Regions from separate parts of the Homo sapiens genome. Here region 2 is linked to region 1. Evidence: chromatin contacts called from ENCODE Hi-C or POLR2A ChIA-PET data. All regions are on one chromosome and are shown on one strand. The core of a region is the stretch at or near the end of the contact, and the rest is flanking DNA. Distances in the headings are between cores, read along the strand shown.

What was found. Hi-C counts contacts between places; a loop is a spot of excess contacts on that map. ChIA-PET counts read pairs that join two places held with the same protein, here RNA polymerase II (POLR2A). Pooled maps may share reads with other maps.
Region 2: a loop to region 1 is called in a map of OCI-LY7, with 5 times the contacts of the local background. The contact joins the promoter of LINC02901 here to the enhancer-like site in region 1. A Hi-C loop is called at or near these places in 2 of 168 maps with a recorded cell type or tissue (B cell and OCI-LY7), 2 of 37 single-sample maps with no recorded cell type and 9 of 50 pooled maps. POLR2A ChIA-PET finds 5 or more read pairs at or near these places in 3 of 52 experiments (B cell, OCI-LY7 and activated T-cell).

Annotation. Positions count from the first base shown.
Region 1 is chr6:159,122,552-159,129,281 of GRCh38, reverse strand. No RefSeq gene overlaps it. Among named protein-coding and RNA genes, the nearest start is that of FNDC1, 43 kb to the left of the region's middle. RefSeq lists a silencer at 1,464-1,513 and enhancers at 1,904-1,983, 1,470-4,525. Within about 2 kb of position 2,522, at least 12 of the 41 ENCODE cell types and tissues checked have a DNase peak (open chromatin) inside an H3K27ac peak, as active enhancers do; they include B cell and OCI-LY7, where a contact is called at or near this core.
Region 2 is chr6:158,865,850-158,872,682 of GRCh38, reverse strand. LINC02901 (long intergenic non-protein coding RNA 2901) reads right to left here and starts at 2,869. Exons shown (of 3, transcript NR_160980.1): 1 at 2,706-2,869. RefSeq lists enhancers at 1,876-2,549, 2,480-2,649, 2,550-3,222, 3,223-3,895 and a silencer at 2,730-3,049.

The DNA of each region.
Region 1 (6,730 bases), core at 1,273-3,772:
TAGAGACGGTTTAACGTGGTCCACAGCCACCACTTTGCAGCTCGAGGCCTCCCCCTCGTGTAGCCTGTTTGTAGTTTTCTACGACTGTTTCGTACAGCACGGGCTCCATGCGTCCCAACACCGCAGGAGCACACCCGCCACTGAGACGCGCGTGCGGGGCCAGTGCAGCGGTGTCCCGGGTCTCCTCGCACTCAGCTCCCTGCCGGTTCCGGCCACCGAGCACTCTTGTCGGGGAGGCCTCTGATGGGCCTGGGGAGGGCAGGGGGCTCATCCCCTGAGGGAGTGGCCTCTGCGTCACTGTGCCCTGCCTTTTGGCTTGGACTTCAGTCCTCCCTCAGGAGTAAAGAGCTCTTCATTACCAAAGGGGCTGTTGGTTCCGTGACCAGCACCGACAAGAGACAGCGGAACAGCCGAGCTGATGTCCCATCGCTCTGGGAATTCCTGACGCTTTTACTGTGAAGATGAAGCAACCGTAATAGCACGAAGATCGTGGGTCTGTGTGTCTGTGAAGAGAGTCCACCTGCTAGGAGCCGATGAACAATGAATGCCCTGCCCTGCTTGTGTTGCGCGTCGCCAGGCCCGCAGCTCACGTCCCAGAGGATTCCTTGATGTGAATTGGTTGTGCCACAGCAGCAGTTCTGGAAGGAAACTAGGAAGCTAGACTGTACTTTTTGTTTAACCACCATTCACCAAACCGATTTGGAATCTTCTTTTTGGTGCTAGCTGGGGAAGAATGCACACGTGCGGTCTGTTGTGATACGTTTGTGATGGTGCCTAGTGTGGCTCCCAAGAGCACTGCAAGCTCTCAGAAATGCTCTCCCAGGCCTTCAGAGGAGGGAGAGGTTCCTGGGGAAGGCAGGGAAGCCTGTTTCTGTCCTCACACCAGAGAAAGAAACCTAGGAGACAACTGAGACGTGAAATTCCCAGTTTAAGTCCGTTTTTCTTTATGAGGAGGGTCATTTGGAATGATAGCCTCGCTTCCTTCCGGTGGCTGCAGCTATGATATCTTTTCCTCCTGTTTTCTAATGTGTCACTGAGACAGGAAATAAAGCAGAAAGGGACTTGTGAAGCTCTGTCTCTCAGACGGGACCCTCCCCGCAGGAGGTTCACAGGGAGTGAATGAGAACGAGAACATCCCACAACGGTCCTGGTCAGGACGGTCTCCACATCCATGATCCCGTGGTTCCTGGTCCCCTGGTTCCAGGGATGTTTCTGGACTGCCTGTGCTTCCCGGGAGCCAGCTGAGAGAGCAGGGTGTGCTCTCGGATGCTGGTGGGTATGGTCAGTGGGCACAAGCGGACCCTTCCCAGGCGGCAGGTGCCAGGCAGGTGCAGGTGGGTGGTCGGCCGCTGCTGCAGCTCACCCCATGGGTCCCAGGCCGGAAGGGGCTCCCTCAGACCCGGTGCCTTCCTGCAGCTCAGAAGAAAAAGGGTCAGGTAGGCCCCAGAGGGAGCCAGCCGCACCGCTCCACACACCTGTCTCAGCCACAGCCGTGAAACTAAAGATGTATTTTTATTTAGTGACAGCTTTTTGTTAACACGGATGTTTAGAGATTATGGAGAATAAATTGTGGGGAAAATTTTTTTTCACTCTTCTACCATTTGTTGTGGAGAGAAATAGGTAAGTGCAGGGAGTTTGTGATAAAACAGCACCCGGCGGTTCTTCAGAAGTGAATCTGATGGCCGGGCGCAGTGGCTCATGCCTGTAATCCAAACACTTTGGGAGGCCAAGGCAGGCAGATCACCTAAGGTCAGGAATTCAAGACCAGCCTGACCAACATGGCGAAACCCTGTCTCTACTAAAAATAAAAAAATTACCCGGGCATGGTGGCGGGCGCCTGTAATCCCAGCTACTCAGGAGGCTGAGGCAGGAGAATTGCTTGAGCCCAGGAGGTGGAGGTTGCAGTGAGCCGAGATCGCGCCACTGCACTCCAGCCTGGGTGACAGAGCGAGACTCCATCTAAAAAAAAAAAAAAAGAAGAAGTGAATCTGATGTTTGCACTCCACTTTTGAACCATTCACTCTCACTGCTGTCACCAGAAAGACCTGGTGTCGCTGATGCAGGTTCTGGTGGCTGGTTAAGTTTCGATCATCGCCTGGCTTCCTGAGGTCTCGCTGCCTTCTTAGGAAAGGTGACTGGCTTCTGTGTGGGAAGCTATTGTTTAACATGCAATGATGCCATCCTGGCTGCCACTGTGCACTGTCCCATGTATTGAATTTTGACTTTTTCTTTTTAAGTTTCTGTGCTTATCTCTTCTTAGTGTTTACTTTTACCAGTTACAATAATATTACCAAAATAATACACATATAGCTTTGGCAAAAAAAAAAAACAGAAAATGTGAGCAGAATAAGACAGTTCCTTGGGACACAGTTTGGACCCTGACCAAATGCTTTTCTCTAGGCAGAAAGGCTGTCTGCCCGTGAGACAGACACTCAGGAGTGGCCGTTCAGTTGGAAAAGAAGGTCATGCTGCCTGGCCAGGCCCCAGCTCTGCAAGGACACAGGAGTCACACTGCTTGCATCATCCGAGCCTTGCTCCAGAAGGCCTGGCCGCTCTCTTCCCAGGGGTGATTCAGGGACTTAGTCTTGGACCAGACCCCCCTCCACACCTGCCCAGCTCCAGACCCATCTCTTGAATTGAGGGCATCTGCGCTGGACCCAGTGGGTCACTCTGGCAGCTTCATCTGAGCCAAAGATGTGGGTGCCTCCATGGCTGTGTGATTTACCTGTAAGGAAAGCAGTGTTTTACTCAGAGGAGAAGCAAAATCATTTTCCCTGGTCTCAGTGCTACATTATCACTCAGCAATTTGAGGAAATCCTCCGGTTTTCCTATACGAGGAAGCACGCTGCATTGAAGAAAAAAAAAGAGTTGGTTAAACTGAGACCCCAGTATCTGTGAATATGCTCATGGTGCTGCTGCCTGGAACACAGATGCCAAGCAGGGAGACTCATGGCTGTCTGAGCAGCAGCTGACTGTCCATCTCGTGCTAGGCAGAGCCCCTGGACAAGTGGACATAAGACCGGTATTGATTGGCCAGGGCCACGGGGGCTGGGTGTCTTCCAGTCTGCCTGGGACAGCGAAAGCAGCTGTACAGACAGCAACAGTGGGAGGGCTTGCTGGGATGGATGGGGACAGCAGACAGCTTGTCTCCTGTTCAATATCCCCACTGCACTTGGCCTCCTGACATGTCATCAGGAGCCCTGGCAGGGGCTGCTCTGAGCAATAATGTTGGCCCAGAGCAGCTTCCCACATGACCACAGAACCAGCGGTCTGCCCTGTCCTAGGTTAGGTCATCATGGTTTAGAATAAAACAATGAGGCACATTTATTATGGGCATTGAAGGCTTAAGGTTTTCCTTAATTTCCTAATTTTTAGTCAACAGTGATTAGCCTTCATTATGTGTGCCAAGTGGGATTTTAAGGCAGGGGAAATGTAAGATAACTATTGCCATTCAGAGGAGAGTTTTACTGATGTTTCTTTCTTCCTATGTATTTTATGGTATTCATTTTAACCACATTTCATCCAAAAAGTTGATGCAGCTTTAAGATGAATGTTACATTTTACTTTCAAGGAATTATTACTTGTGTTCTCTTTGTAAAGGAAAAATAATATTGTACTTTTATTAAATAATGTACAGATGTTCTCTGTATTTTTGAATCATGATATGGATTATGGATATATTGCTTAACAAATTTTTTTTGGAGCAAAATAAAAAGAGGAGACATTTGTGCTCTGGAATGTTCTTCCCTGTTCAGCAATAGTTTCCCTCCTAGTACTAATTTTTGGTGGTGCTATTAATTTTCATAATTTTCTGCGTCACCATGAGTATTTCCATGGCACCGAGGGAAAACCACATCAGGCTGACTGTCAGATGCCACTTTCCTGCCATTCACCTAAACAGTCCTTCATTTAAATGCCTGCAATAGCAGCACGAATAGAAAAATCATTAAAGAAGAAATACATACATCTGGTTAACAAACATTTGTATAATGTTCGATCTTACAATAATGTTTATAGAAGCAAGTTATAAGGTAAAAAATTTTCCCCTATCAAATTAATAAAGATTTTTAAATATGAGCACCCCCTCTGCTGGCGAGCACAGGGCAAGTGGGCACACTTAAACAACACTAGATGGGGAATGAATAGGTGCAATCCTTTTGTAGTGGTAACATGCATAAATAGGTTTCAAATCATCAGAAGCTTTAGTACAGAAATACACTTCTAGTAATTTGTTCTAAGCTAATAATCCTAAATATTATAAAAGTACCTACAAACATATTTATTATAGCATTGTTTATGATTGTTAAAAATATGAAACCATCTAATTCCTTAAAATTATGTGGGCAGATTAAATTACAGTGCATCCATAACATTAAAAAATACATAATAACAAAACCATAAAAAACTTGTGATGAATATGGAAATGTGTATGCTATTTTATCTTAACTGAAAAAAACCAGGAAACAAAATTGTGTCTTTAAAAGAATCACAACTATGTAAAAATGCATTGAAAAGGATCAGACAAGAAATATACCAAAATATGACCAGCATTTATCTATCTGCCTCTATTTTTCTACATTTTTCAAATATTCTCTACTAATCATAGTTAATTTTTATAATGTAAATATAAAACATTCTATTTAAATATAAATAAATTATGTAGCAAATTATACTTTTGATAATATAGATAAGTATCTGTTTACTTTTTATAATAATGTCTACTCAAAGTGATAATACCGAAGATTAATTTTAGAGTCAAAAATAGAAATAAGACAACAGATAAGAATACCCCTTCAGGAAACATGGAACAGAAGAAACATCTTCAAAAACATAATTTTAAAGTAATTGTGAGTGTCCTGCATCCTGGGGAGTGGGCTGAGGAGAGGAGATTTCCTTGCCATTATTACCAAACTCTGCATGTTTGTAAAAAATGATTAACCGCCCTCTGAGTAAATGCTATCTGTAGGTTATGCCATTTTCTGTTTAAATGCATAAAGAAAGGTTTTTATTTTGTCTTCTAGAAGTTCTTTAGCAGAAAATTAATTATATGAACTACATACATTAAAAAGTTTTTAGTCAAATATTGTAGAAATCAGCCTGATATGGTTTGGCTGTGTCCACCCCCCAGATCTCATCTTGAACTGTAGCTCCCACAATTCCCACATGTTGTGTGAGGGAGCCGGTGGGAGGTAACTGAATCATGGAGAGGGTCTTTCCTGTGTTATTCTCATGATAGTGAATAAGTCTCATGAGATCCGATGGTTTTATAAAGGGAGTTTCCCTGCACAAGCTCTTTTCTCTTGCCTGCTGCCATGTGAGACATGTCTTTCACTTTCCACCATGATTGTGAAGTCTCCCCAGCCATGTGGAACTGTGAGTCCATTAAACCTCTTTCTTTCATAAATTGCCCAGTCTTGAGTATGTCTTTATCAGCAGCATGAAAACAGACTAATACACATCCCTAACTGCTTCCTGTACAATGGATTGATTTTAGGATTTGACAAGAAGATTCTGGAAAGAGTCACAAGACCCAAATTAGAAAACACCTGGACACCCAGGAGGCGGCACTGCCAAGAGAGCCCCTCCATCCCCTCCTGCTCTGCTCCTTCTTCTTGCAAGCTGCTCTCCCCTCCCCAAGAACACATGGGGGGCAAATGGTCCCCTGAAGGATCCCCAACTTTTCCTCTCACAATCCTAACACTTAAGAGATGGTTTCGTCTCTTCATTCCACTTGCAAAATTCGCAGAAAACAGCTGTATCCTAATTTGGGTCTGGTGGTTATTCCTGAACCAAGGACTTACTATGGCCAGGAGCAGCATGGAGACATCCCTGGCCCAGGAAGAGCCACTCATCCACCTCTAAACCAAGCAAATATGGCCAGGGGCAGCACCACGTCCTAACACAACTTCCCCACAACAATGAGGATGGCCCTGAGAAAGCAGTGGAGATGCTGTAACAGAGCAGACCACTTACACAGGCCATCCCACTAGAGGCTGTCTTTATGTCAGATTACTTTACCTTTCAATTAATAAACGTGTAAATACCTCAGTGCAGAAAAATCTGAAATAGAGGCAATTTAACTTGCAGAACTGAGAATCTGTGCCAAACTAACTTCAGTTTCTCTTTTCCTGCACCGAAATCATTCTTCTCCTTCCACATTATTTAAAGAGAGAGGCCGGGCGTGGTGGCTCATGTCTGTAATCCCAGAACTTTGGGAGGCCAAGACAGGCAGATTACCTGAGATCAGGAGTCTGAGAGCAGCCTGGCCAACATGGCAAAACCCCATCTCTACTAAAAATACAAAAATTGGCCAGGCATGGTGGCACACACCTGTAATACGAGCTACTCGGGAGGCTGAGGCAGGAGAATCATTTGAACCTGGGAGGCAGATGTTGCAGTGAGCCAAGATCATGCCACTGCACTCCAGCCTGGGCGATAGAGCAAGCCTCTGTCTCAAAAAAAATAATAATAATAAAGAAGGTTAAAGATAAAGGTATGATTTCCTTAACATGCAGTCTTAAGAAGGGAGCTTCAGTTTTGAATTTTTAACAGATGCTTCTGTATTTGGAAACCACTATTATGAGCTTCAGTCTGTACAAAGGTCAATAGAGAAAGTCATTCTACTCCCACTAGATGTCTGTTGCGTATGTGTGGCACCCAGACAAACTAAATGCGTCTATTAATAGAATATGCACCTTGGTATGGAATGCCAACTGTATTCCAAGGCCAA
Region 2 (6,833 bases), core at 1,620-4,119, 260 kb after region 1:
AAAAAAAAAACCACTAGGAAATACTGCTGCATAACCATCAAAAATTTAAGACTGTTAACACCAATTGTTGGCAAGGATGTGAAGTAACTATAATTTTCTTTTCTTCTTTTCTTTTTTTTTTTTTTTGAGATGGAGTTTCACTCTTGTTGCCCAGGCTGGATGGAGTGCAATGGCATGATCTCGGCTTACCGCAACCTCCACTTCCCAGGTTCAAGCGATTCTCCTGCCCCAGCCTCCCGAGTAGCTAGCTGGGATTACAGGCATGCGCCACCATGGCCAGCTAATTTTGTATTTTTAGTAGAGACGCGGTTTCTCCATGTTGGTCAGACTGGTCTCGAACTTCCAACCTCAGGTGATCTGTCTGCCTTGGACTCCCAAAGTGCTGGGATCACAGGCGTGAGCCACCTCGACCAGTCCTTTTTTTTTTTTTTTTTTTTTTTTTTGAGATGTAGTCTCGCTCTGTCACCCAGGCTGGAGTGCATTGGCATGATCCCAGCTCACTGCAACCTCTGCCTCCTGAGCTCAGGAGAGTCTTCTGCCTACGCCTCCCAAGTAGCTGGGACTACAGGCGTACGCCACCATGCCCAGCTAATTTTTTTTTTTTTTTTTTTTTTTTAGTAGAGATGGAGAATCACCATATTGGCCAGGCTGGTCTCGAACTCCTGACCTCGTGATCCACCTGCCTCGGCCTCCCAAAGTGCTGGGATTACAGGCGTGAGCTGCTGCGGCCAGCCAATTTTCAAAAATTGATTCAATCCTTTTGGGAAACTGCCAGCAGTGTCTACTAAAACTAAATATACACCTATCATCCTATGACACAAAAATTCCTTTTATAGGTATATATCCTACTAAAATCAATTATTCATCATACTACATGAATGTTCAGAGCAGCTTTATGCATAATAGCCAAAAACTGAAAACAACCCACATACACATCAATGGTAAAAAGGATAAGTTAACTTAAGTATATTCATGCAATAGAATACTATTCAGTAATAAACAAACTTCAAACTACTGATACGTGTGATAACATGGAGGAATCTTACAGACACTACGGTGGGTGAAAAAAAACAGAAATGCAAAGGTGTCCAATCTTTTGGCTTCCCTGGGCCACACTGGAAGAATTGCCTTGGGCCACACATAAAATACACTAAAATTAACAATAGCTGATGGGCTAAAAAAAAAAAAAAAAAATCACATGGCGGGGCGCGGTGGCTGATGCCTGTAATCCCAGCACTTTGGGAGGCCGAGGTGGTCAGATCACCTGAGGTCGGGAGTTTGAGACCGGCCTGCCCAATATGGTGAAACCCCATCTCTACTAAAAATACAAAAATTAGCCAGGTGTGGTGGCACCAGCCTGTAATCTCAGCTACTCGGGAGGTTGAGGCATGAGAATCGCTTGAACCTGGGAAGCGGTGGTTACAGTAAGCCGAGATCACACCACTGCACTCCAGCCTGGGCAACAGAGACTCTGTCTCAAAAAAATAAATAAATAAATAAAGTCACAAAAAATCTCGCAATGTTTTAAGAAAGTTTACAAATTTGTGTTGGGCCACATTCAAAACCGTGGCCTGTGCGGGTTGGACAAGTTTGGAATAAAGCATAATGCTTGATTGCAATTACATGAAGTTTAAGAGTAGACACAACTCATACTTGGTAATTTAAGTCCAAATGAATAGTGGTTACCTCTGGGGAAGTACTACTGACCGGAAGGAGCAGTTGGAAACCTGGGGTGATGGAAATGTTCTAGATCTTGACCTAGGGGCTAATGACATGTGTATACATATGTAAAACTTCACCCAGCTGTCCTCTTAATTTCTGTGCGATTTATTGTGTGTAAATTATATCAGTTAGGAAAAAATAAGAAAAATGAAGGAATGATGGAGAAAAAAAGAAATGAAGAGAAACGTAACGAAGGAAGAAAGAAGGGAGGAAGGGAGGGAGGGAGAGAGGAAGGGGGGATTAAACCCAAGCACGGAGGGGGAGAGATGCTCCTCAAAAATATGCTATCAGTCATGTAGTGTTATTTATTTATTTATTGAGATGGAGTCTCGCTCTGTTGCCCAGGCTGGAGTGAGTGGCACGATCTCGGCTTACTGCAACCTCCACCTCCCAGGTTCAAGAGATCCTCCTGCCTCAGCCTCCCGAGTAGCTGCCATTACAAGCACACGCCATGGTGACCGGCTATTATCTGCATCTTAAAGATGGGGAAAGTTTGAGGTTTCCTGATGTGTTCAGCGTCACAGACTGGGTGAGTGACTCAAGCTGAGGCTAAAACCCAGGTGTGTAGGGCACCAAAGCCTTTGTGATTCCACCTCCTACAGCTCAGGTCACTTCCTCGGAGAAAGGTGACTCCTAGAAATGCCTCCCACCTGGAACTGATCTCCTCCTGGGAAGAACGTCTGTCTTATCGCCGTCGACCTTAGGCATGGACACCCTTCTGTCCCCCACCCACAACTGTGAGCCTGCTCAGGAGGCACAGCCGCGTTCATTCATTTTAGGCCTCCTCAAGGGCTCAGCGCCTGCTAAGCAGATGCGCGTTCCTGTAGGACAAGGGGTGGCCACTGGAGACGCGGGTGCGACGCAGGCGATCACGCCCTCGGACGACGCTGCGGACTGCGCTTCCTTCCGAAGAGGGAACCGTTGAGAAGAGTGAAGCGATGAGTTATGCCTCACTGGAAACCAACCGCGTCCGTGTGACTCACTTAGAAACTCACTGTTACATATTTGGAGCCTGAGCTGACGACCTTCCGGGTACACGTCAGGCAGAAGCAGGTGCGCGGTGGGAGTGTCCGCCCCGCCCCGCCGGTCGCGCCGGCCCCGCCCCCCTCACCTGCGCGCGCAACCCCACCCCAGCGCGAGGCTCTGCACCGGCCGCGCCCGCCATCCAGCTTTTATATGGCGCTATTTTGGTCGCGCGCCCTGATTGGCCGGGAGCGGGCGACGACACGCTCGCGCGCCTCAGGGAGGGGCCAAGATCTGGGGGAGGGGAGCTTCTGGCAGCCGCGCGGATCCGGGGGCGGCGGGGCGGGACTGCTGCGGTCTCTGGGGGTGCTTTGGGGCTTCTGTGCCTAGTCTGCAATCTGTTAGTGGGGTTATATTTTAATAAAAGAGCTTGTGTGTCCGAAGGGGATTTGCCAAGAACCAAACTCACCCTTCTGGGAGGGAGTTGCCAGATGGCGGGAACAGGCGGCGTAAACCTTACCAGACGTGAGCCCAGGCTGCTCAAGTGTCATTCGCGTCTTGAAGCTCTTGCCCGCCTCCCTTTGCAAGCGCGTCTAATGCCAACTCTACCTTGCCCTTTGCTAAACCAGCCCTCTAATGTGTTATCGTGCCTCACGTCAGACAATGGCTGGGCCTGTCTCTCTTTCCCCTTGGTTCTGTCCTCTGCCCTTCTCTTAAGCCAGAAGAACAAAACACTCCTTAGAATCGCTGGAGGATCTCATTTCCACCACATTCCCGTGTCCGGAGCCGAAGAGCCACGTCTGACCCTCACTGGTCTGGCTGTCCACCAATCAGGCAGCATTGCTTCTCTGAGTCTCAAGGTTATTAAATTTCTTCTGGTGGCAGACTGGTTTTGTACTTTGGTGAAAGTGACCAAATAGGTACGAAGTGTGATTCATCAAAAATTCTTACACTTAAAAAGATAAGCCAAAAGGATCATTCGAAGCCACCACTCCATATTAGATGGGAACTTAGCTTGAAAGGGGTTCTCTTAAGGATTTCTATTTACTTCTTTGAATTACAAATATCATCTCTGGTTGGAAAGCCTATAAACGCCTCTGAGATTTCCTGAGTTCACAACTTTGAAGATCATTTGCAGCTGGATGCAGAAAAAACAAACCTAGTAATTGTTGAATGTGGACATCAATAAGAATTAAGTACTTTTGGCCCAAAGGCAGTGGTTCACACCTGTAATCCTAGCACTTTGGGAGGTCGAGGCAGGAGGATAACCTGAGGTCAGGAGTTCCAGACCACCCTGGCCAACATGGTGAAACCCCATCTCTACTAAAAATACAAAAATTGGGTGGGCGTGTTGGCGCATGCCTGTAATCCCAGCTACTCAGGGCTGAGGCACCGAATTGCTTGAACCCAGGAGGCAGAGGCTGCAGTGAGCAGAGATCATGTCACTGCACTCCAGCCTGGGCGGCAGAGCAAGACTTGTCTCCAAAAAGAACTTTCAATGTGCCAGGCATTTTAAATGCTTAACAGGCATTTCATTTAATCCTCACAAAATCCCCATGACTTAGATACTATTATTATACCCATTTTACAGAAAGGGTCTAGAAAGCTTGCATAACATTGTGTCTGGACTTGGTTCCTGCCAGTGGGTTCGTGGTCTCAGTGACTTCAAGAATGAAGCCACAGACCTTCGCGGTGAGTGTTACAGCTCTTAAAGATGGCCGGGACCCAAAGAGTGAGCAGTAGCAAGGTTTATTGTGAAGAGCGAAAAAGCTTCCACAGCATGGAGGAGGACCCAAGTGGGATGCCGCTGCTGGCTGGGGTGGCCAGCTTTTATTCCCTTATTGTCCCCACCCATGTTCCATTTCTATCCTATCAGAGTGCCCTCTTTTTCAATCCTTCCCGTGACTGGCTACTTTTAGAATCCTGCTGATTGGTGCGTTTTACAATCCTCTTGTAAGACAGGAAAGTTCCCCAAGTCCCCACTGGACCCAGGAAGTCCAGCTGGCCTCACCTCTCAACATGACTCATGCAACACATTAGTACCATGGCAGTGCCGGGATTCACACCCAAGGTTGTCTGACTCCTGTGTGCCCTTAACTACTAAGCTCTGCAGTTTCTTCTTTCCTAACCAGAAACTTAGTCTTAAGCGGGCCCAGAAGGAGTTGGGATCACTACCAGGTGTTACAAATCTTCAGGAAGACATTTGTCCTGCTGCTGGTTTAAGAAAAGGATTGCTACTGTGGGGCGTGGTTGCTCACACCTGTAATCCCCACTATTTGGGAGGCTGAGGTGGAAAGATCACTTTAGCCCAGGAGGTTCAGGCTGCAGTGAGCTGTGATCACACCGCAGCACTCCATCCTGGGTGACAGAGCGAGACCTTGTCTTAAGAAAAAAAAAAAGATTGCTATGTGAGAGGGAAAATAAGGGTGCCTACAGTCTCAACAATCTCCGCTTCCCCTGAGCAACAGACCATATTAAATCTGCAGTACAAAGTTTCTGAAAATGTCTCAGATTCTGCTGTGTTCATCAATTTGGAGAACGACCTGTTTACAAAGTGGCCTCACTTAGATCCACTTGGTTGGTTAGGAACCAGGAAGCAAACCGATCATAAGAATGACTTTCAAACTTTCTTCTACACTTTCTTCCAAAAAGCTACCAGAACTACCTGATAGAAATTCCAAATACAGTAGACCCTGCAGTGGAAACTGCCTTGGAGCCAGGCAGGCTTGGGTTTAATCCCCAGTCCCACCATCCCCCAACCCGTCTCTCTGAAGTTGTATGAATTTCCAAACTTTTATGAACCTCAGATTCTTTATTTGTAACCTGTTTGGCTGAAAGGATTAACTGAGATCTCTGAAGTTCCTGAATTATTGAGTGGCACAAATAGGTATTCAAAAAAATGTTCATTATCTTTTTTGCTCCTTCCCGTGAATGATTAAGAAGAAAAGCACCTAGTCATGACTATTCTATCTTTATTATTTCTCTTACAGAGCTACATTGACTGTACTAAGTTTCATAGTCAGGTAGTAATTTACAGTAAGACTTAATTATCATCCATAACTTTAAATGTCCTTATCAAAACTTCAACGACATCACTTCCAAATACTAGCATTAGCTTTGTGTCTGACATTCATTTAACAAAGTTACTAAAAATCTATTAAGTGTAAGACTTTGGTTATTTTTTAATAGAACTTTCTGAAAACTTTTCAGCAATATAGCCTATTGAGAAAAATGGGTATGTTGAAAAACAAAAACAAAAAGCATGGTTTACAAACAAGTATTAGGGAAATAGTATTTTTATTATTATAACCTGTTCCTTCTTACTGCTCCCAAGCTCCAACTCTGACCATAACTCTTAATGAAAATAATTTGGTCTGGTAAGACTAAATAAATAAAAAAGAAAACAAAGTTTATTGAAAAGCAAAACATTGGGCTGGGCACAGTAGCTCATGCCTGTAATGCCAGTACTTTGGGAGGCCAAGGTGGGAGGATTACTTGAAGCCAGGAGTTTCAGACCAGCCTGAGCAATGCAGTGAGACCCCATCTCTAAATAAAAAAGAAAAAGAAAAAAAGACAAAAAACTAAGAACAGAAAGTAGAATTTAAGAAAAATTAAAGATGTTCCTTTACAAACATAATTCAGAGATGCTTTTCCCTTTTAAAGCCATTCAGTATTTTTTGTCAATTGATTTTGCATCATAGACATGACCCATCATTTTCAACACCGCTAATCAGTCAAAGGGAGACTTTTAAGTCTTCAAGTATAAAGTTGTAAAATGTGCAGTGTGTGTTGCACATCAGGGTAGTGGTGGATACTACTGCTAAAATACAAAATTTGCAAACCATTAGACATCCAAGTAAGTTTTAAATGAGCAGATTTCCAGAAATTTGGAAAGTATTAACAAAATGGTTTGAAATTAAGTGGAACAACTTTTCTAGCTCAAAAGAATATGACTTAGGCAACACGTACTTGACACCCAAACACCTGTGTGGATTAGTTGATTTAGTCAAATGAGCAGCCAGCTCAATAGAAAAGAAATTCATCAAACTCACTTTTTTAGACCACATTCACTTCTGCTTTTAGACTTAGCAATCTTTCATAGCACTTGTATCTAAGTAATGTGAAATTAACATATATATTAAATATGT